2 separate regions of the Mus musculus genome follow, and region 1 is linked to region 2. The links are chromatin loops, found by intact Hi-C in ENCODE. Cell type or tissue: gastrocnemius. All regions are shown on one strand. Links, peaks and the distances in the headings refer to the core of each region. The heading gives the core; the rest is flanking DNA.

Region 1 (10,786 bases), core at 1,429-9,428, 73 kb before region 2:
GCAGAATCTTTTGTTTTGTTTTGTTTTGTTTTGTTTATTTTTTATTAGGTATTTTCCTCATTTACATTTCCAATGCTATCCCAAAAGTCCCCCATACCATCCCCCCCCACTCCCCTACCCACCCACTCCCACTTTTTGGCCCTGGCATTCCCCTGTACCAGGGCATATAAAGTTTGCATGTCCAATGGGCCTCTCTTTCCAGTGATGGCCAACTAGGCCATCTTTTGATACAGATGCAGCTAGAGTCAAGAGCTCCGGGGTACTGGTTAGTTCATAATGTTGTTCCACCTATAGGGTTGCAGATCCCTTTAGCTCCTTGGGTACTTTCTCTAGCTCCTCCATTGGGGGTCCTGTGATCCATCCAATAGCTGACTGTGAGCATCCACTTATGTGTTTGCTAGGCCCCGGCATAGTCTCACAAGAGACAGCTACATCTGGGTCCTTTCAGCAAAATCTTGCTAGTGTATGCAATGGTGTCAGCGTTTGGAGGCTGATTATGGGATGGATACCTGGATATGGCAGTCTCTAGATGGTCCATCCTTTTGTCTCAGCTCCAAACTTTGTCTCTGTAACTCCTTCCATGGGTGTTTTGTTCCCAATTCTAAGAAGGGGCAAAGTGTCCACACTTTGAGATCTTCTTTAATTTCTTTTGAAGGCAGAATCTTAAGGCTTCACTCTGTGCTAAGAAGTGTGAGCTGAATGCTCAGCTCTAAAAAAGACACATAAACTATACCATGGCTCAGAAGAGGGAGTAGAAATTTGTTAGGAAGTGGAAGATGGTTAAGAAGAGAAGGGCTGTGAAATGCCATCCTTTGTCCTGACATAGCCATGATAATCAACTTTCAACAACCTGTATGACAATATGGAGTCTGTACAAGAATGGGCCCATCAAAAGCCAAGCAAGGATAAGGAGGGACTGGGGGGTCCTTATTCCTCACTGCTAAACTAACTGTATCCTAAAGATAAATTTAGGGGAACAGAGATCCATTGCTTTCAGTTGTATACCCTCTGGTAACCATAACTGGCTCCAGTGCGTAGGTCCAATCCAGTGGTCACACAGATGGTCTAATTAAATGGTCCTACAGCAAAACCAAGAGTCATGAATCTGGGAAGAGGATGGGTAGGAATGGGGACTGAAATGAGTAGGAAGAAGATAAGAGAGAGTGTAGGGAGAAAGTAATGTTTTGTAAATATGTATAAAATTGTCAAAGAAATAACTATAACGATTTTAAACATAAAAAGTGAAATTTATGGTTTTAAGATAATACGTATTTTAAATAATTATAACCAATAAAACATCTAGAGACTGCCATATCCAGGGATCCATCCCATAATTAGCCTCCAAACGATGACACCATTGCATACACTAGCAAGTGTTTGTTGCAAGGACTGTGATATAGCTGTCTCTTGTGAGACTAGGCCGGGGCCTAGCAAACACAGAAGTGGATGCTCACAGTCAGCTATTGGATGGATCACAGGGCCCCCAATGGAGGAGCTAGAGAAAGTATCCAAGGAGCTAAAGAGATCTGCAACCCTGTAGGTGCAACATTATGAACTAACCAGTACCCCGGAGCTCTTGACTCTAGCTGCATATGTATCAAAAGATGGCCTAGTTGACCATCACTGGAAAGAGATGCCCATTGGACATGCAAACTTTATATGCCCCAGTACAGGGGAATGCCAGGGCCAAAAAATGGGAATGGGTGAGTAGGGGAGTGAGGGGGAGGGTGTGGGGGACTTTTGGGATAGCATTGGAAATGTAATTGAGGAAAATACGTAATTAAAAAAACAACAACATAATATCAAATTAAGGCATGAACTTACAGGCTGAGTGTGGTAGTACATGACTTTAATTCCAGCACTCAGGAAACAAAGGTAGGAAGATCTCTGTGAGTTGAAACCAGCCTGGTCTACATAGTGAATTCCTTGACAATCAGGACTCTGTAGAGAGGCCCTGTCTCAAACTAACTAACTAACTAACTAACTAACTAACTAACTAACTAACTAACAAAAAGCAAAACAGAAAACATGGACTTACATAAGAAGTCAATAAAATTAGGTACGTTGTAGAAAGTAATCAAATGTTACGGAGATTGAAAAAGAGACAATTCAATGAAGAAATAGTTCATGCCAGTGCACTTGAACTCTAGGTTCTAAAAATGCCCATTTCCCCCAAAATCAGTCTGTATATTCCACAGAATTTTTTTAAAAAAACTTTATTTTGTGTGTATTAATAGGAAAACTAATACATATTAGATTTTTATAAAACCCACATTGGCCAGGCAAAGGAAGAGTCAGTCAATGGAAAAGGAGCAAGATGTGCAATTGATGTAGTCTCACTGATGCAGGTAAATATGTGTCCAAAACTTTAGCTATATGGTACCCATGCCATTGTAGACCATGAGAAACTGACTGTCCATAGATAGTTTAGGGGGAAACTGGGCTTCTCCTTTGTACCACCAACAAAAACTCACTCAAGGTGTGCCTGATTTTGAAAAAAGGGGCAACATTTTATAAAGATGATTCAGGACTCTTTGTGCATGTATTAATATTTCAGTTGCACTATTTATATGTGAAAATTGTCACAGTAAAAAATGATGAGAAAAGTTGCAACATTTTATGATAATTAATATATTTAGAATTATAGTTGGATTAACAAACATTTGAGAAAATACAGATTAAATGACTCTGCAAATATGATATTTATGGATAGACCAAAAGCCATTTGAATAAATAAATAATAAAAGTAAATTTCCTCAAAAAACTCAAAAATAAAATAAATTTTCTAGGTCCACCAAACACTAAAGGACAAAATAATCTCAATTTCACACAGTCTTAAAGTCAAATTTCCTTTGATTTCAAGGAAAACAGGAAGAGTGCAATATTTTCATACTTATAGAATACAATAAAAATAATTTTGACAGTAAATATAAAATGGGCAAATTCTAAATAAATAAAGGGCAATAAGAATTCAATGATATTCAAAGAAATAAATGAAAAATCACAGGAAAAGTAGTAACAAGAACAGAGAGGAGTTAGCTAACAGGTATAAATCTCCTGACCTGATCATGTTTTGTGAGAATAGCCTTTCTCTCTTGGCATCAACGGAAATGAGGTGATAAAAAAAATGTTACTTTCCATGGCTGTCTATACTGCAAGAATTACAACTGTCCACAAAACAATTGTGAATTATCTTGCTGAAATTGGTTTAGGTAACAGAATTGCCCAGGACTACAAAGAGTCAGGAAGCCCTGAGCTGAGACAGGAATCACTGGCAGTTATAGTGAGAACTGGCAGTGGGCTGGCATTTGAGTGAGTCCTACAGCCACCCAGAGGGATCTTATGGAGGTTCAGCAACCATGATCAAGAGCTACCTAGGCCACAGCATGCTCAGGTCAATCAATAGTAGTAAACTGAAAGGAAGTTAGGGCACACATACACACATGCCCACACATGTGCACACACACACACAGAATGAGAGAGAGAGACAGAGACAGAGACAGAGAGACAGCGAGACAGAGAGACTAAAAGAAAGTATTTTTATAATTAATCCCATGATTCTCCTCTTCGGGGTTCTACTATCTCCTGATCTAAGGCTGGGACAAGCAAGGCAGAACAGGAGCAGCTCTGAATACTGACCTAAAGAGCTGGACCTAGTCCATGTCCACAAGGTCACTCTACAGTTAAACTTGCTGCCATGGTTGGTCAACGGGTTCCAACAGGATACACTTAGCTCCTATCTGCTGGAACATGATGGACCCAGGACTCTAGTTCTGCTGGGACCAGGGTAGAGCTTAGATCATGGGTAACAGCCTAAAATTTGGGGAAGGTTTGTGATCCTAGATCACTAGGGCCAACATGGTTGGCATAGCAGGCCAGTTCCCTATGGGATGTCTAGATTCTATGGCCAATTCTTATTCAGGGTGGGGCTAGAGTCTCAGATTGTGGGCCATCTGGGTAAAGAGGTTGGTTGTGGATTATATCCTAGTTGTAGATTTATAAAGTACATCAGATGTTGGCATCCAAAGCAGAATCTAGTCTTCTCTCACCAGCAGAAAGAATGTCTCTGTTTCCTGCAGTTGGATCAGGCTGATAAGAGTAATGTAAACCCTCCCTTCCTGCTCAGTGTGTCTCCTCATACTTCTGTGCTTACCCAAGGTGCTGAAATCTCACCTGATTTCTGATAGTTTGTGACGATAGTTTCACGTGCACACAGTTGGCAAACTTGAGTTTTCTGTAAGAGAGTACTAACAAGTCCTCTCCTACCACCTGGCTGATGCCATGCCCAGTGATTATTTTAAGAACTATGTGAGGGGTGGGGGGAGTATGTGTATACATGGGTACATGTGAGGACCCTAGGATTCAAATTCAGGTTCTCTGCAAGAGCAGTACAGGCTTTTAACTGCTGAGCCATCTCTCCAGCCCACACCCAATGAGTTTTAGTAAGCACTAAATTGTTCTCTGCTACTAGTCTTGAGGTTTTCCAGCTCAATATTCTTAACTATTTTATTGACATCTTGACCGACTGAAAAGTCAAGCAATAAGTAATTATTTAGTAACTATAAACCCAACTTGTTACTCTTTTCACCCGGGGAAGCCTGTAAACTTCTTTCTGGAAATCAGAGGCTGAACACATATGCTAGGGTAAGAGTGTCAGAGACCTGGGCCCTTCTTGGATATTTAGTGTCCTAGGAGACCACAGTCATTGTACTTCTGTATTTGTGTGGCAATAGTTCTTGTACAGCTTGCTTACTAATGTATCCTGTGATCCCCTTAGGGGCTTCAAAGTGTGGGCAAAATTTTAGAAACTCAAATTGTCCGCACCACTGGCCCATGGTACTTCCTCTAAAATTATACACAAAACATGTTCAGAAATGCAATATTTAATGAGCTATTCTACATGATGAAACAACAGCAATGTACACTTTCCCCTCATTATTATCCACATATCCAGTCTTGATACTGCACAATGCTGCAAAACAAGGAAAATGAGCACAGAGGTTCTGCCAAGGGTAACCCCTTCACGGATGCAGAGAAGTACGTGACCAGTCCATGGGTGACTCCCATCAGAGAAACTATGAGCACACACTCCTGAAGAGCTTGAATTTTGTTATCCAGGGATAGGTACCGACAGTAAACAGGCAGGTGAAGGTCTGAGGAAAAATAATAAGAAAAGACAGTGAAAAAAAGAGGGTGAGAAAGTTGGTGGATTGTACTCTGAACAGCCGACATTTCACCCTTTCCCTTCCATAGAAGGAGAAAAACATCTTCAGACTGCCCAGTGAACCCTTGGCAAATATTGACTTGCGTCTTGATCTGAAGCACCATGGAAATCTAAGAGTACTTGTTGCAACTCTCCCTCAACAAACAAAGACCTCAAGAAGAATATCTAGGATGTTCTTGTGTAATTCAAATGCCTAACAGTAATGGTAGAAAGCACCCTGTCAAGATTACCCACTGGGATAGTTAATTAGTTTTAATTGCCAACCTAACACAGTTTAGAATCATCTGGAAAGAGAATCTCAGTGAGAGATGCCCTAGATCAGGTTGGCCAGTGAGAATGTCAGTGGGGAGTTGTCTTGATTATATTAATTGTGGAAAGACCCAGCCTACAGTTGGTGGCACCATTTCCTGGGTTTGGAACCTGAAATACATTAGAGTGGGGAAAGGGAGCTAAGTACTAGAAGCCTGTGTATATTCATTTTTCTTTATTTCTGACTATGGGTTGTAGAGAGAATCTGCATGTACTGTATTGATGCATCATCTGTTTAGTAAAAAGCATATAGGAAAGGGTAGACTAGAAAGCAGGACATCCGGTAGGCAGAGAGGGTTCTGGGATTGAGCCAAGTGAAGGAGTCTCCTCAGGACATGAAAGAGGATAGACACATGAGAGCTGAGCAGAGGTAACTAGCCACATGGCAGAAATTAAATTAGAATAAATGGGATATTTAGTTATGATCTAATTAAGGAACCAACCAAAGCTTATGGCCAAGGTGTTTGTAAATATAACTGAGTCTCAGAGTCATTCCAGGAGCTTGGATCCCAGAGGAGAAACTAGGAATCAACAATGGATGTCATATGACTACCTGCTTTAAGTTCCTGCTGCCTTGAGGTCTCTGATAATTGGAGTTGTGAGTAAAATATACCCTTTCTCCCAAGAGATGCTTTTTGTCAGGGTATTTTATCAAAGCAACACAAATGAAACTAGAACAAGCCACCCTTAGGTTTAGCCTATCAGATAATGTATTAGTGAAACCTCTGATAAGATGCTCAACTGATGCTAGATAGAGTTGTCCTCACAGTCAAGCTTTACCTTGTCCTGGTTCACCAGAACAAGGGCCCCAAGGCCAGACCTGAAAGGGATGAGAGTGGGGCTCCTCCTCACTTTTCACTTTCAGACATTGTGTCAGGGTAGGACCCTAAGAACTGCACATTCAGACAAAAGTTATGTTAGAGCCATCCAGACTTCTTCTGCTGATGGCAATGAAGGAAAATGAAGATAAGGTAATGGGTAACCCTTTGTATATCCAGAACACAGGATCAAAAGAGATACAAGCATTGTAAGGCTATGAAATCTAGGGAGCAGCTTCAGTGAAGCAGTGGGTAGTGTTGAGAGCTCAGGTTGGTTAGTGCTCTGTATGTGCCTCGTTGGGATGCATGTTACCTCCACATTGTGGCTCAGAGAGTCCTGAGGAGCCTTGAACCTGCCCATCCTCGGGTCCCTAGGCATGGCTCTGTCACTTGTTCTTGCACTCCACCCAGTCCCCCTGTAGCATCCACAACTGTGAAAATTAAGAGGACTGGTGTCCTGCCTTACATTATTCAGACCATGGCTCTCCTGAAAGGGGCAAATATCGAGACTCTCCTCAAATTTCTTGCATATGGTTCTACGCAGCTGAAGCCTCATGGAATACACGGTTGGAAAATTTACCTGTAAACCGAAAAAGATTAAAATTAACAGATCCATTTGCCACTTAAGAGGCTATGTGACTGCGCTCAATATAGGAAGAGACCCAGAATCCTCTCCTTTTGGAGTTCCTCGAGGCCTGGAGTAAACTCTATGAAGACAGAAGCCAGGGTAGTAGTCTCTAGATTAGAGAGTTAAGATTCAAGAGCAGGAACCTGTTAGAAATCAGAGAAGTCAAGATCAGTCCATACTATTATCTCCAGACTCTATATTATTAAGTTGTAAAAAGTTTCCTGTGAAAGCTATCTAAGAGGAAAAGAAAAAAGACCCTAAGTGGGGAAAGGCAAAAAATTCTCCTTTCTCTTCCCTCATCTCTTTGTCCTCAGTACTTATACATCCTTCAGTATACATGATCACATGTAACAAAGTTCATCACAAGTTCTCACAAAAAATCAAATCGTAAATTGAAATAGAAGTTTTCAACAGTGAATGTTTACATGCATATCCATTAGGAGTAATTATCTGGCTAAACATCCACCACCTATCTCAACTCCACAGGTTCACTGATTGTTTAAAACCATGACTAAGTTATTAGTGAAGTTTTGTATAGATAAACCCAGTCAATATTTTATCTTCTGTCCTAGCACCTATAATAAATCATTAGTTCCCTTTTTATGACCTTAAGTTAATTGTTTTACAACCTCTTGGAATGTGCCCTGGGTAGGAGAAAGTCTGGTTACCATCTAAGAGAAATTAACTGGTGAAACTTGGGAGACTGGCAGAGTTCTCTTTGCAGCTTTGACTATCAGAAAAGGACCTAATAGCAGCCCCATTATAAAAGAGCTTAATAATCATTGATATAATTTTAGGAATTCTTATAGGATCATCATTAAGACTTAAGTCATCTATTTGTCTACATAGCATCACTACAAGTCAGTACATCTTCATGGATCTGCAGAGATCTGCTCTAAAGGGGTGTGCTCCTACTTAGTGATTGTTATATATTTTTAATAATAACAGGAAAAGCACATTAATAGCAGGAATATTTCCTAAAATGAGTCCCTTACAGCCTTGCTTAATAAGGGCATGCCTGTTGCAGATTATATAATAATCCGAAGCAGGCCATTTCAGGATGACCACCTGCTAGTGATTAGCTTGTCCCTTTATGGCTCCTGACAATGTGTAACTTGCAAAAGGTGGATTGCTCTCTCCAATTCTTCATGGACTAGCAGGTACATTCCGACAAGACAGAAAAGGACACTTACCTTCTCCCTCCAGGAACTCATGATATGTTCCATCCTGTAGGCATATTCATCCTGACTTTCCTGGTTGAATGTGTTCACGGCAAATTCCACTGTGGGAATGAAATGAACAGATCTGTTTGTTTCTTTATTGGCCTTCGAGACAGGAGTGATGAGAACATGAAAACTCAGCAGAAGCAGCAGCATGGTGAGAGGCAGAGCTTTCTTTCTCAGTGGACAGGACATGGAGCCAGAACTCCACAGCTACTGCTTTGTCTGTCTTAGCTCTTCACTCCCACAGGAGTCTATCAGGCACAGCACCAACACATAATCTCTTCAGCTTGGGCAGACTCCTCCTCAGTTATCACAGTCATGTACATGCACACACATGCCACGCCCCCCCCACACCATTTTTCATTGCTGCCCAAGCATCTTCCAAACGTCCCTAAGGAAAAAACAAAGTCAACGTCTTCAACCATAGCAATGGTACCTGATCATATTTAGTGGGGAGAGCATCTGAGGAAGACAGATACAGACTGTGAAATTAAGAGAAATACTCAGGAAGTTATGATACTTTACAGTATGCTACATGTCTATAATGCCAGAATTGAGAAAGAATAGACATAAGAATTATGAGTTCATGGCTACCCTGGACTATGTCCTGAGACTCTGTTCTCAAAACAAAAACAACATCAACCAAATCATAGATGCAAACAGAGAGAGAAGTTACCATACTCATTATCCCACATGCACTTGCCACTGAGTCGGACTATAAAACAGAACCTGGAACTATGCTATAAGAATATATCTAGCCGCCGGGCAGTGGTGGTACACGAGGTGGAAGCAGGCAGATTTCTGAGTTCAAGACCAGCTTGGTCTACAAAGTGAGTTCCAGGACAGCAGGGCTACACAGAGAAACCCTGTCTTTAAAAAAAAAACTATATATATATATATATATATATATATACATACACACACACACACACACACACACACACACACACACACATATATATATATATATATATACATATATATATATATATATATATATATATCAATCAAGCCTTGCCCAACAAATTCCCCAGTCTTGATGCCCTATAGTGGGGAACATGCAAGAACGACAAAGATCCAAGTTCTGAGGCTTAGGCAGAACCTAGAAAAGTGTTAAGGCAAGGGGAAAGGTTTTTTTTTTTTTTTTTTTTAGAGAACTGACAAACTGAAAAGCTGAAGCCTGTGACCAACAAAGACCACTTGTCTGGAAGTTGTGGGTACAAGACTTGCATAGGAAACCAGCAAAATGGCTCAGCAAGTAAACACTCTTGCTGCTAACCCTGAGGACCCAAGTTTGATTCCCAGGATACTTTGGTGGAAGGACAAACAGACTCCCCCCAAGTTGTCCTCAGAGACATATCAAAGTGTGTATACTCATGCATTTCTCTCATACACATAGTAAACAGACAGACAAACAGACTAGGAGTCCAAACCAATATACAGGGAGTCTAAAAGGTGTGTCAGAGAGGCTGCCTGGCAGCAGGGTGGCTAGCAACTTCTGGAGTTCCTATCTACTCTCTGTAACCAAGACAGAGCTGCTATCTCAAGGGTGTTCTGAGTTCTCTGAACCTGAAGGGGGAAAAAAAAAGGCTGATTAGGACGTCTCCAGGTCCCAAATCTTTTTAGTTTCTTTCCCAGGAATAGTCGATTCTGTGGTTAATTGTTAGGAAAGAAAAGGCCTCTTTTCAGTGGAGAAGGGGGAAGACAGCAAAGGGCTATTTTCCCAGGAAATAGATAATGAAAAGCTACTTTTCCAAGGTGGACAGGAAGATAGAAACAACTTTCCCAAGGACATAAGGGGAGGCACTCTCTGAAGAAGAGCTTTTGGTTCTTGGGTAGCTCCAGTCACATGTATCTTTTCCAATAAAGCCTGCAGGAAACCTGCTGAATGGCCTTCAGAATGAATAACTTTTATTTTATTTTTTAAATTTTTTGAGTTAAACTTTTTTATCAATATTTTTATTATTGTTTCTCTTTATTTTTTAGTTTTACATTTTATTTTTCATCAATATTTTAACATAAATATTATTAGATGTGTTCTTTATTTACATTTCAAATGCTATCCCCTTTGCTAGTTTACCCTCCAAAAAGCCCCTATCCCCTCCCCCTCCCCCTGCTCCCCAACCAACCCACTCCCATTCCTGGTCCTGGCATTCCCCTATACTGGGGCATAGAGCCTTCACAGGACCTAGGGCCTCTCCTCCCATTGATGACTGACTAGGCCATCCTCTGATACATATACAACTAGAGCCACAAGTTCCACCATGTGTTTTCTTTGATGGTGGTATAGTTCCAAGGAGTTTCTGGGGGTACTGATTAGTTCATATTGATGTTCCTCCTATGGGGCTTCAGACCCCTTCAGCTCCCTGGGTACTTTCTCTAGCTCCTGTATTGGGGACCTTGTGCTCTGTTCAATGGATGACTGTGAGCATCCACTTCTTTCTGTATTTGCCAGGCACTGGCAGAGCCTCACAGAAGACAACTATATCAGGCTCCTGTCAGCAAGCTCTTATTGACATCTGCCTAGTGTCTGGGTTTGGTGATTGTTTATGGGATGGATCCCCAAGTGGGGCAGTCTCTGGAT
Region 2 (10,786 bases), core at 850-8,849:
GAAAGGGGAACTTCACAAGGTGCTGGGCAAGCTCATTCACATAAAGCCAGTTTCCCCCCATGGCTTTAGCATAAGAGAAGACAGACCTGCTTGGGATCTACTCAAGGTTGCTCGAAAGAAAATCTTATGAATGATATCTCTTTTGTTGATGCTAGAAGAATCACAAGGAAGAGAAAGGGGTCCAAAGGGAGAAGTTGAGGGGCTGAATTACAAGGGGACAACTCAGGCCAAGGGAAGCAGTTATTTATTAAGTATATTTTATCTGGAAGTGGGAATGTTCATTTGAAAATAATTTGACTGCTGTAGAGGTAGACTAAAAAAAAAAATCTGTGTGGGTGGTCTGCTGAGAGGCTTTCAGCCCCAAAGGTACCTCAGTCCCCAGCAGCCTTCTTTTTGATCCAGCAGGAGGCTGGCTTAATACTGCCCCACACCATTGCCACATCTGTGAGCATAGTCAGAGTGGGTCCAACACACAGAGGAATCCTAACAACCCTGTAACTTTCTCTTAACTTTCCTCAAGTGAATTTGATAAAGGATGGCCATATGTCCCTCCTTGCCCAGCATCATCCTATCATCCTGGTCGATGTTGACATAATTTTTTTTTTTTTTTTTTTGGTTTTTCAAGACAGGGTTTCTCTGTGTAGCCCTGACTGTCCTGGAACTCACTCTGTAGACCAGGTTGGCCTCAAACTCAGAAATTTTCCTGCCTCTGCCTCCCAAGTGATGTCATTTTTAATGTAATCACTATTAGCCTCATCTTTTGCTCATAACATGTCCTTGTTTGGTTCGTAAACTATTGGTCAATCTAGTAACAATGACTTGGAGATTCTCAACACACAAATGTGTCCTTTCCTGGGCTTCCTCTTCATATTAGAACATAAAATCATTAGTTTGGGTGAATGAAAGGAATATGAAATGAATAGATAGAAGGAAAGAATGGGTGGAAGGATGGATGGATACAAGTGGGCAGCTTGTGAGTGGGTGGATGGATAGCTAAGTAGATGGAGGAAAGAGAGAGAAGGAGGGAAGGAGGGAGGGAAGAAGGAAGGAAGGAAGGAAGGAAGGAAGGAAGGAAGGAAGGAAGGAAGGAAGGAAGGAATCAATCTATGAAGGGGAAGGGATGCAGGGAAAGAAGAAAGGAGATGAAGATCCAACAGAAACCCAGAGAGAGAGGCCATGGTAAATACCATGTGAATGGCAATGGTGAGAAAATGGAATCAGTAATTCCCACATTAAGTATGGGTTGGTGGCCCCTAGTCCTACTCCACATCTGACCACAGACAGGACCTTCTTCAGAATAGTCTTAGCAACACGTTTGTTATGTGAGTGGAATGACATAAATATCAGGATCGGAGGGACAATGAGGCATTGCTACTTACCCAGCCTCAGGTTTGATGTTCTCTTCCTTATAACCTTCCATTTTGGCCTCTTTATCTTAACTTATTGTTTGTTTCTTTTGTTTTTTAGAACGAGTCTAACTATGGAGCCCATTTCTTACTATAAACCTCTCACCTCAGGTTCCCAATTGCTGGGATTACAGGGTACTTCCATGCCCAGCTCTTGTTCGTCTTTTAAAATACACGTATTGGTCTTTTGTTGTTTTAGAAAATCCAGTGCTACTTCTCAGTGTACGCCATTCCCTGGGTTGAAGTATTCAAAATACTCAAGAAAAACTGTACCGATATCAGCTGAGTGTCCTGGAGCACATGCGGTGTCATCCTCCATGCTTCCAATCCCCCTGCAATCAATAGAAGCCCTCAATTTGCCTAATAAAAAAGTCAGCCTATTCTCTTCATGGTCTTCAAGCTGTGATTCCAGTTCTCCCCTATAAATTCTTCAGTTATTATAAGAAAATGTGGAGGTCTACTAGGAGTTCCAATGGGATAATACAGATACTTTCTGAACCACTGTTTACACCCACATGCTTAGGAGAACTTCATTTTTAGCTTCCTAACAAGTAGGAGACTTTAGAATTTTTTTTTTTTTGTCAGATGGTTTGGTTTGGTTTGGTTTGGTTTGGTTTGGTTTGGTTTGGTTTGGTTTGGTTTGGTTTGGTTTGGTTTGGAGGTCAGGTCTCAGGTAGCCTCAGGCTAATCTTGAACTCACTATGAAGCTGAGAATGTCTTTGAACTTCTCATCTTTCTTCCTCCACCTCCCAAGTGCAGGGATAACAGACACACACAGCTTTATGCAGTGGTGGGTTTCAAACACGGGACTTCATGCAGGCTACACAAGTATCCTATGAACTGAGCAACAGTCCCAGGCCCAATAGTCTCAGTTTTAAGGCAAGATGGGAAAACTGGGAAGAAGGAAAATAAGGAGGTGGAGAGATGTTGACAGTAGGTAACTGAACACAAGAGATGTTTACAAGGGACTCCCATGATGGGATCCCACAGAAACCTGGCAAAGAGCCCTCCTCTCCTCTACTGAAGTATGAATGGAGAAGAAAGAACACAAAGAACAACAAGGATTTGCTCCTGGTCCATAGTTGAGAGATTCCCTCTCTTTCTGTAAGTGCCTAATCTTGTAGAGACTTGATGCCCGCCAAAAAGAGGGATGTGGAGGGCAGCATGAGAGTTGATAGGTGGGTGAGGGGTGGGAGCACCCTCTCAGAGGGGGGATGGGGAACATTTTGAGGGTGGACCAGGAAGGGTAGCAACATTTGGAATGGAAGCAAATAAAAACAATTTAAAAAGAATAAAATATTGTTAGAAAGTAAAAAAAGAAAAAAGAAAAAAACACTAAACCTGGATCTAGACTCCCACCACCTTATAATAGCAGTTAGGACCAGTGTGTGTCTTATTACTAGCAACAGAATACCACAAACGAGGTAAATTATTTTTAACAATTAGTATAATTATATATTAAAATTTTTAGCTCAAAGGGAGGAAAACACAAGTTGTGAAATCCGTTTCATTTTCAATCAGACATGTTTAGGGTAGAGCATACTGTTGTCTTCATCAAAATTTGAGATACATATGAAAAGGAGACTGTTGGGTAAATATAAGAATGGGGAGGGAAATGCATAATGTCAATACAAAGTATAAGCTAGAGAGCAGATGGGGAATATACAATTGTTCTTTGCAATATTCCTTGGACTTTAGATTAAGTTTGAAGATGTTCACCAGTATTTTGGATAAAACATGAATATATACTTACTTACTTAATTAATTAAATTACTTGGAGGCAGACTTTAAATAACTTGTCAGACATGCTTGTATTGTTTAAAATATCTCAAACTGGGACTGGAGAAACGGCTCAGAGGTTAAGAGGGCTTCCCTCTTGCAGAGAACATGGGTTCTGTTCACAGGACCCATGTCAGGCAACTCATGACCACCTGGAATTCCAGCTCCTGAGGGATCCAAGGCCTCCGACATCAATGGGCACCTGTACACACACATGCACACACACATTTGCACACACACACACAAACAATAAAATAAAATAGCTCACATTGAGTGAAATCTATAAATAAAACTGTGGAATTAATCATGACATTGGTTGTGATTTATCCTGTGCTCATTATGCATAAGGAACTTACAAAATGCTAAACAATTGTTATAAAACCTAACATTCACGAGTATCATTTAAAATTTGTATTATGTTTCTTATTTAAGGAATTAGAAAGTAGAAAGTAGACGATCATTTGTAGGAGAAATCAAGAGGTGAAATGAATGTTCTTAGCCAGTGCATTCTAGAAAAGGGACATTTGGACTGAGATTGTTAAGAGTTTCTACGTCCGTTTCTTCACTTATTACAAATGGCAAAAACTCCTTCTCTCACTAGAATTCCAGAATTTCTACTCTAACAAAGGTACTTTCCACTTATATAGGATTTAAGTGTAGTTTAAAAATACATGTTCATTAATTCTCTCTGTCTGTCCTGGAACTCACTTTGTAGACCAAGCTGGCCTCGAACTCAGAAATCCGTCTGCCTCTGCCTCCCAAGTGCTGGGACTAAAGGCGTGCACCACCACGCCCGGCTCTCCAGAAATTTTAAACATGCATCCAAGGTATTTTTGGTCATATTCACCTCTCACTCCTCCTCCTAACTCCTCCCAAGAACACCCAGCCCCTCCCAACATCATGTTCTCTTTATGAGTGTGGCCGCTGTTGTGACCACCACACTCTAGTGGATATGATCACAGCTGTGTGTATATGACAACAGAAACATAACTGGACTCTTTAGGTTATAGAATAAACAGACTGGTAAATTATAAAGAGAACTTTATTTGGGCTCATGGTTCTGGTCTAAGGTTAAAGAGCACCATCTAGTGTAGTCTTCTTTTTGACAGAGTCCTGAGGCAGGAAGTAGCAGAAACCCATCTACATTGGCTTTTATAACTGACCGGCTCTCACCATGATGCAGTAAGTAAGTCATTAACCCATTAACTCATTTATCACACGAGTTCATTCACTGATGGGTACAGAGACCCAGTAACCTCCTAAAAGTCCAGGTAGGTCCTACCTCTTCTCATGTTGTAGATTTATGTCTCCACAGGAGTTTGGAAGCAATTTTCATGGTGGCACATTAACAGTGGGACCACCACAACTTCAGTGTCCCCAGGTTCCTTCCACACAACTCCCCTTTTGTTGTGCCCTAGATACCTCAACTCAGAGGAGCCAGGGATATCATGGTTCTTAATGGTTCATAGAGCCATCTTTAGCAAATCCTAACTGGATAAACACCTTAACTCTATCTGCTGCACCTGCTGTTTTCCCTCATTATTCTCTCTCTCTCCTCTCTCTCCTCTCTCTCCCTCTCTCCTCTCTCTTTCCCCCCTCTCTCTCTCTCTCTCTTTCTCTCTCTCTCTCTTTCTCTCTCTCTCTCTCTCTCTCTCTCTCTCTCTCTCTCTCTCTCTTTCTCTCCCGTGTGTGTGTGTGTGTGCATGCATATAGTCTACAATGTACAATGTCAGCAGGTTCTACTAATAGTATTAAGCCCTGGACTTTCGCTGAAATATATGTTAATTTTAAATAATTTTTACTTATATGTCTATATGTCCCTGTGTTCAGTATGCCTGCCAATGTCCATGGAGACTAGAAGAGGGTGTTGGATCTCCTGGAGCAGGAGAGTGATAGTTGTGAGCTTGGAATTGAGCTCTGGTCCTCTGGAAGAGCACACATGCATTCACACTCACACTTAACACACACACATGCACACAACACAACAAATACAATTTAAAAAGATAGTGTCAATATGAAATCACATAAAGTAAAAAACAGAAACTGAACATAAGTCCACCATGTAAACGTGAGTAAGAACGGAGCATCTGAACACAGCTCAAAGCAATACCATAGTTTATTTCCTTAATATTTATTTAGTCAATAATTTTGAGACACTATATCTCTCTATAGCTCAGAGTGGCCTCTCTAACTCACAGTAACTCCCCAACTCAACCTCCTGAATGCTGAGAGTGTAAGTCTGAACCACCATGCCCGTGTCTGAAGTAAATAACAATGGAAAGGCAGAGTAGGTTGGGAAAAGTGAAAAAAAGTTCAAAAGTAGCTTGTGCTGTGTAAATGCAACCCCCATGGGGTCAACACTAGAGACACATGTGCACGTCCACCTTTGACATAGGTTCACACATGCTTATTGCTAAAAGGTATTATTAGACACTGAAACTAGATAGGTATGGTGGTATGTGCTGATAATCCCAGGAGTCAGGAATGCTGGGACAGGAGGATCTCAAATTCAAAACCAACTTGAACTACCTACCTAGACACTACCTAAAAAAAATTAAAAATTAAAAAAATCCTGAAAACCACTCACAGGTCCATTATTAAAGAGTGAACAGGAATGGTGTGTTTAGAGACTGAAGAGATGACTCAGTGGGTTCAGGGAGAAAGTGGAGGGCAATGTGGGTCTTCAGAGGCCCCGTGGGCATTGGATCTGCATGCCAGGGTACATTGGGCTCTGTACAAATGTATCAACTTCCACTCTTTCCCTGTGTCCTCTTCTCCTCCAGGCATCTTGGTTCACATGAGGCGCTTGCTTAGGGATCTACATTCTTCTCCCCTAAGTTTCTCTAGTTGCCCTCTGATTGAGACAGGGCAGGCTCAGGGAGTTGGCCAAGCATCACATGGTACACTCAACATGCTCTCAGCTCAAAGTGAGAGCCCTCAGCTCTCATTCTGTGACCTCTCTGCTGAGCTGTGAGTCATGGGAAGGAGGTAGCTATAGGGAAGTGAGAATATAAGCTCACTGAACCATGCCTGCAGTCTGGAGTCCTAGAGGGTAACTGTCTGCACATTGATGGTAAACCTACCAAAGGGCCTCCATATGTCCACACTACAAACACAAGTGAGGCCTGTGTCTGGCACCTCTCTCCTCCTAGAGTCTGGAACTTGACACAGGCCTATGAGACCAGCCCCAAACAACATGAGCGCTGAGTCTCCAACATTGGTCCCTAGCAGACACTTTGTCACAAATGCCTTCATAGCTTGTTGCTGGGGATTAAGTGCACCCTGTGGCTGCAATCACAAGGACTCAGAGTTTCTATCTTCCCCTGGGACACTACTCTATATCTCTTTGTAGTGGTTTGAATGAAAATAGTCCCCTAGAGGCTCATAGGGAGTGGCACTATTAGGAGGGGTGGCTTGTTGGAGTAGGAGTGGCCTTGTTGGAGGAGGTGTGTCTCTGGGGGTGTGCTCTGAGGTTTCAAATCCTCAAGCTAGGCCTTGCTGCCTGAGGATCTGGATGTAGAAATCTAAGCTACTTCTCTAGCACCTTGTCTGCCTGCATGTCACCATGCTTCCCGCTAGGACAATTGTCCTGACACAGCCAAAAGAATGATGCATGGTGAACAAGGCCTTGGGGAACTTTTTTTTTTTCTTTCCATTTTTTATTAGGTATTTAGCTCATTTACATTTCCAATGCTATACCAAAAGTCCCCCATACCCACCCACCCCCACTCCCCTACCCGCCCACCCCCCCCTTTTTGGCCCTGGCGTTCCCCTGTTCTGGGGCATATAAAGTTTGTGTGTCCAATGGGCCTCTCTTTCCAGTGATGGCCGACTAGGCCATCTTTTGATACATATGCAGCTAGAGTCAAGAGCTCCGGGGTACTGGTTAGTTCATAATGTTGATCCACCTATAGGGTTGCAGATCCCTTTAGCTCCTTGGGTACTTTCTCTAGCTCCTCCATTGGGAGCCCTGTGATCCATCCATTAGCTGACTGTGAGCATCCACTTCTGTGTTTGCTAGGCCCCGGCATAGTCTCACAAGAGACAGCTACCTCTGGGTTCTTTCGATAAAATCTTGCTAGTGTATGCAATGGTGTCAGCGTTTGGATGCTGATTATGGGGTGGATCCCTGGATAAGGCAGTCTCTACATGGTCCATCCTTTCATCTCAGCTCCAAACTTTGTCTCTGTAACTCCTTCCAAGGGTGTTTTGTTCCCACTTCTAAGGAGGGGCATAGTGTCCACACTTCAGTCTTCATTTTTCTTGAGTTTCATGTGTTTAGGAAATTGTATCTTATATCTTGGGTATCCTAGGTTTTGGGCTAATATCCACTTATCAGTGAGTACATATTGTGTGAGTTCCTTTGTGAATGTGTTACCTCACTCAGGATGATGCCCTCCAGGTCCATCCATTTGGCTAGGAATTTCATAAATTCATTCTTTTTAATAGCTGAGTAGTACTCCATTGTGTAGATGTACCACATTTTCTGTATCCATTCCTCTGTTGAGGGGCATCTGGGTTCTTTCCAGCTTCTGGCTATTATAAATAAGGCTGCTATGAACATAGTGGAGCATGTGTCCTTCTTACCAGTTGGGGCATCTTCTGGATATATGCCCAGGAGAGGTATTGCTGGATCCTCCGGTAGTACTATGTCCAATTTTCTGAGGAACCGCCAGACGGATTTCCAGAGTGGTTGTACAAGCCTGCAATCCCACCAACAATGGAGGAGTGTTCCTCTTTCTCCACATCCACGCCAGCATCTGCTGTCACCTGAATTTTTGATCTTAGACATTCTGATTGGTGTGAGGTGGAATCTCAGGGTTGTTTTGATTTGCATTTCCCTGATGATTAAGGATGTTGAACATTTTTTCAGGTGCTTCTCTGCCATTCGGTATTCCTCAGGTGAGAATTCTTTGTTCAGTTCTGAGCCCCATTTTTAATGGGGTTATTTGATTTTCTGAAGTCCACCTTCTTGAGTTCTTTATATATGTTGGATATTAGTCCCCTATCTGATTTAGGATAGGTAAAGATCCTTTCCCAATCTGTTGGTGGTCTCTTTGTCTTATTGACGGTGTCTTTTGCCTTGCAGAAACTTTGAAGTTTCATTAGGTCCCATTTGTCAATTCTCGATCTTACAGCACAAGCCATTGCTGTTCTGTTCAGGAATTTTTCCCCTGTGCCCATATCTTCAAGGCTTTCCCCCACTTTCTCCTCTATAAGCTTCAGTGTCTCTGGTTTTATGTGAAGTTCTTTGATCCATTTAGATTTGACCTTAGTACAAGGAGATAAGTATGGATCGATTCGCATTCTTCTACATGATAACAACCAGTTGTGCCAGCACCAATTGTTGAAAATGCTGTCTTTCTTCCACTGGATGGTTTTAGCTCCCTTGTCGAAGATCAAGTGACCATAGGTATGTGGGTTCATTTCTGGGTCTACAATTCTATTCCATTGGTCTACTTGTCTGTCTCTATACCAGTACCATGCAGGTTTTACCACAATTGCTCTGTAGTAAAGCTTTAGGTCAGGCATGGTGATTCCACCAGAGGTTCTTTTATCCTTGAGAAGAGTTTTTGCTATCCTAGGTTTTTTGTTATTCCAGATGAATTTGCAAATTGCTCCTTCTAATTCGTTGAAGAATTGAGTTGGAATTTTGATGGGGATTGCATTGAATCTGTAGATTGCTTTTGGCAAGATAGCCATTTTTACAATGTTGATCCTGCCAATCCATGAGCATGGGAGATCTTTCCATCTTCTGAGATCTTCTTTAATTTCTTTGTTCAGAGACTTGAAGTTTTTATCATACAAATCTTTCACTTCCTTAGTTAGAGTCACGCCGAGATATTTTATATTATTTGTGACTATTGAGAAGGGTGTTGTTTCCCTAATTTCTTTCTCAGCCTGTTTATTCTTTGTGTAGAGAAAGGCCATTGACTTGTTTGAGTTAATTTTATATCCAGCTACTTCACCGAAGCTGTTTATCAGGTTTAGGAGTTCTCTGGTGGAATTTTTAGGGTCACTTATATATACTATCATATCATCTGCAAAAAGTGATATTTTGACTTCCTCCTTTCCAATTTGTATCCCCTTGATCTCCTTTTGTTGTCGAATTGCTCTGGCTAATACTTCAAGTACTATGTTGAAAAGGTAGGGAGAAAGTGGGCAGCCTTGTCTAGTCCCTGATTTTAGTGGGATTGCTTCCAGCTTCTCTCCATTTACTTTGATGTTGGCTACTGGTTTGCTGTAGATTACTTTTATCATGTTTAGGTATGGGCCTTGAATTCCTGATCTTTCCAGAACTTTTATCATGAATGGGTGTTGGATCTTGTCAAATGCTTTTTCTGCATCTAACGAGATGATCATGTGGTTTTTGTCTTTGAGTTTGTTTATATAGTGGATTACATTGATGGATTTTCGTATATTAAACCATCCCTGCATCCCTGGAATAAAACCTACTTGGTCAGGATGGATGATTGCTTTAATGTGTTCTTGGATTCGGTTAGCGAGAATTTTATTGAGGATTTTTGCATCGATATTCATAAGAGAAATTGGTCTGAAGTTCTCTATCTTTGTTGGATCTTTCTGTGGTTTAGGTATCAGAGTAATAGTGGCTTCATAAAATGAGTTGGGTAGAGTACTTTCTACTTCTATCTTGTGAAAAAGTTTGTGCAGAACTGGAATTAGATCTTCTTTGAAGATCTGATAGAACTCTGCACTAAACCCGTCTGGTCCTGGGCTTTTTTTGGCTGGGAGACTATTTATAACTGCTTCTATTTCTTTAGGGGATATGGGACTGTTTAGAAGGTCAACTTGATCCTGATTCAACTTTGGTACCTGGTATCTGTCCAGAAATTTGTCCATTTCGTCCAGGTTTTCCAGTTTTGTTGAGTATAGCCTTTTGTAGAAGGATCTGATGGTGTTTTGGATTTCTTCAGGATCTGTTGTTATGTCTCCCTTTTCAGTTCTGATTTTGTTAATTAGGATTTTGTCTCTGTGCCCTCTAGTGAGTCTAGCTAAGGGTTTATCTATCTTGTTGATTTTCTCAAAGAACCAACTCCTCGTTTGGTTAATTCTTTGAATAGTTCTTCTTGTTTCCACTTGGTTGATTTCACCCCTGAGTTTGATTATTTCCTGCCGTCTACTCCTCTTGGGTGAATTTGCTTCCTTTTTTTCTAGAGCTTTTAGATGTGATGTCAAGCTGCTAGTATGTGCTCTCTCCCGTTTCTTCTTGGAGGCACTCAGAGCTATGAGTTTCCCTCTTAGAAATGCTTTCATTGTGTCCCAAAGGTTTGGGTACGTTGTGGCTTCATTTTCATTAAACTCTAAAAAGTCTTTAATTTCTTTCTTTATTCCTTCCTTGACCAAGGTATCATTGAGAAGAGTGTTGTTCAGTTTCCACGTGAGTGTTGGCTTTCTGTTATTTTTTTGTTATTGAAGATCAGCCTTAGTGCATGGTGATCTGATAGGATACATGGGACAATTTCAATATTTTTGAATCTGTTGAGGCCTGTTTTGTGACCTATTATGTGGTCAATTTTGGAGAAGGTACCATGAGGTGCTGAGAAGAAGGTATATCCTTTTGTTTTAGGATAAAATGTTCT

The links. Hi-C counts contacts between places; a loop is a spot of excess contacts. Peaks named below come from ENCODE experiments on the same cell type or tissue, not always from the same donor. Only the 100,000 strongest peaks of a DNase experiment are listed, where the experiment ranks them.
Region 1: a loop joins it to region 2, with 2.1 times the contacts of the local background. A loop is called at or near these places in 4 of 42 quality-filtered maps.

What each region holds. Positions count from the first base shown.
Region 1 is chr2:148,832,819-148,843,604 of GRCm38, reverse strand. It overlaps Cst9 (cystatin 9), which reads right to left and starts at 8,458. Exons shown (of 3, transcript NM_009979.1): 1 at 8,173-8,458; 2 at 6,818-6,931; 3 at 4,868-5,153. The coding sequence starts at 8,394. The coding sequence ends at 5,076. In gastrocnemius, for the core only: no CTCF peak of the experiment used is centred there; no DNase peak of the experiment used is centred there.
Region 2 is chr2:148,759,616-148,770,401 of GRCm38, reverse strand. Cst11 (cystatin 11) reads left to right here. Exons shown (of 3, transcript NM_030059.2): 2 at 1-19; 3 at 1,606-1,784. The coding sequence ends at 1,692. Among named protein-coding and RNA genes, the nearest start is that of Cst11, 6.5 kb to the left of the region's middle. In gastrocnemius, for the core only: a CTCF peak has its summit at 4,289; no DNase peak of the experiment used is centred there.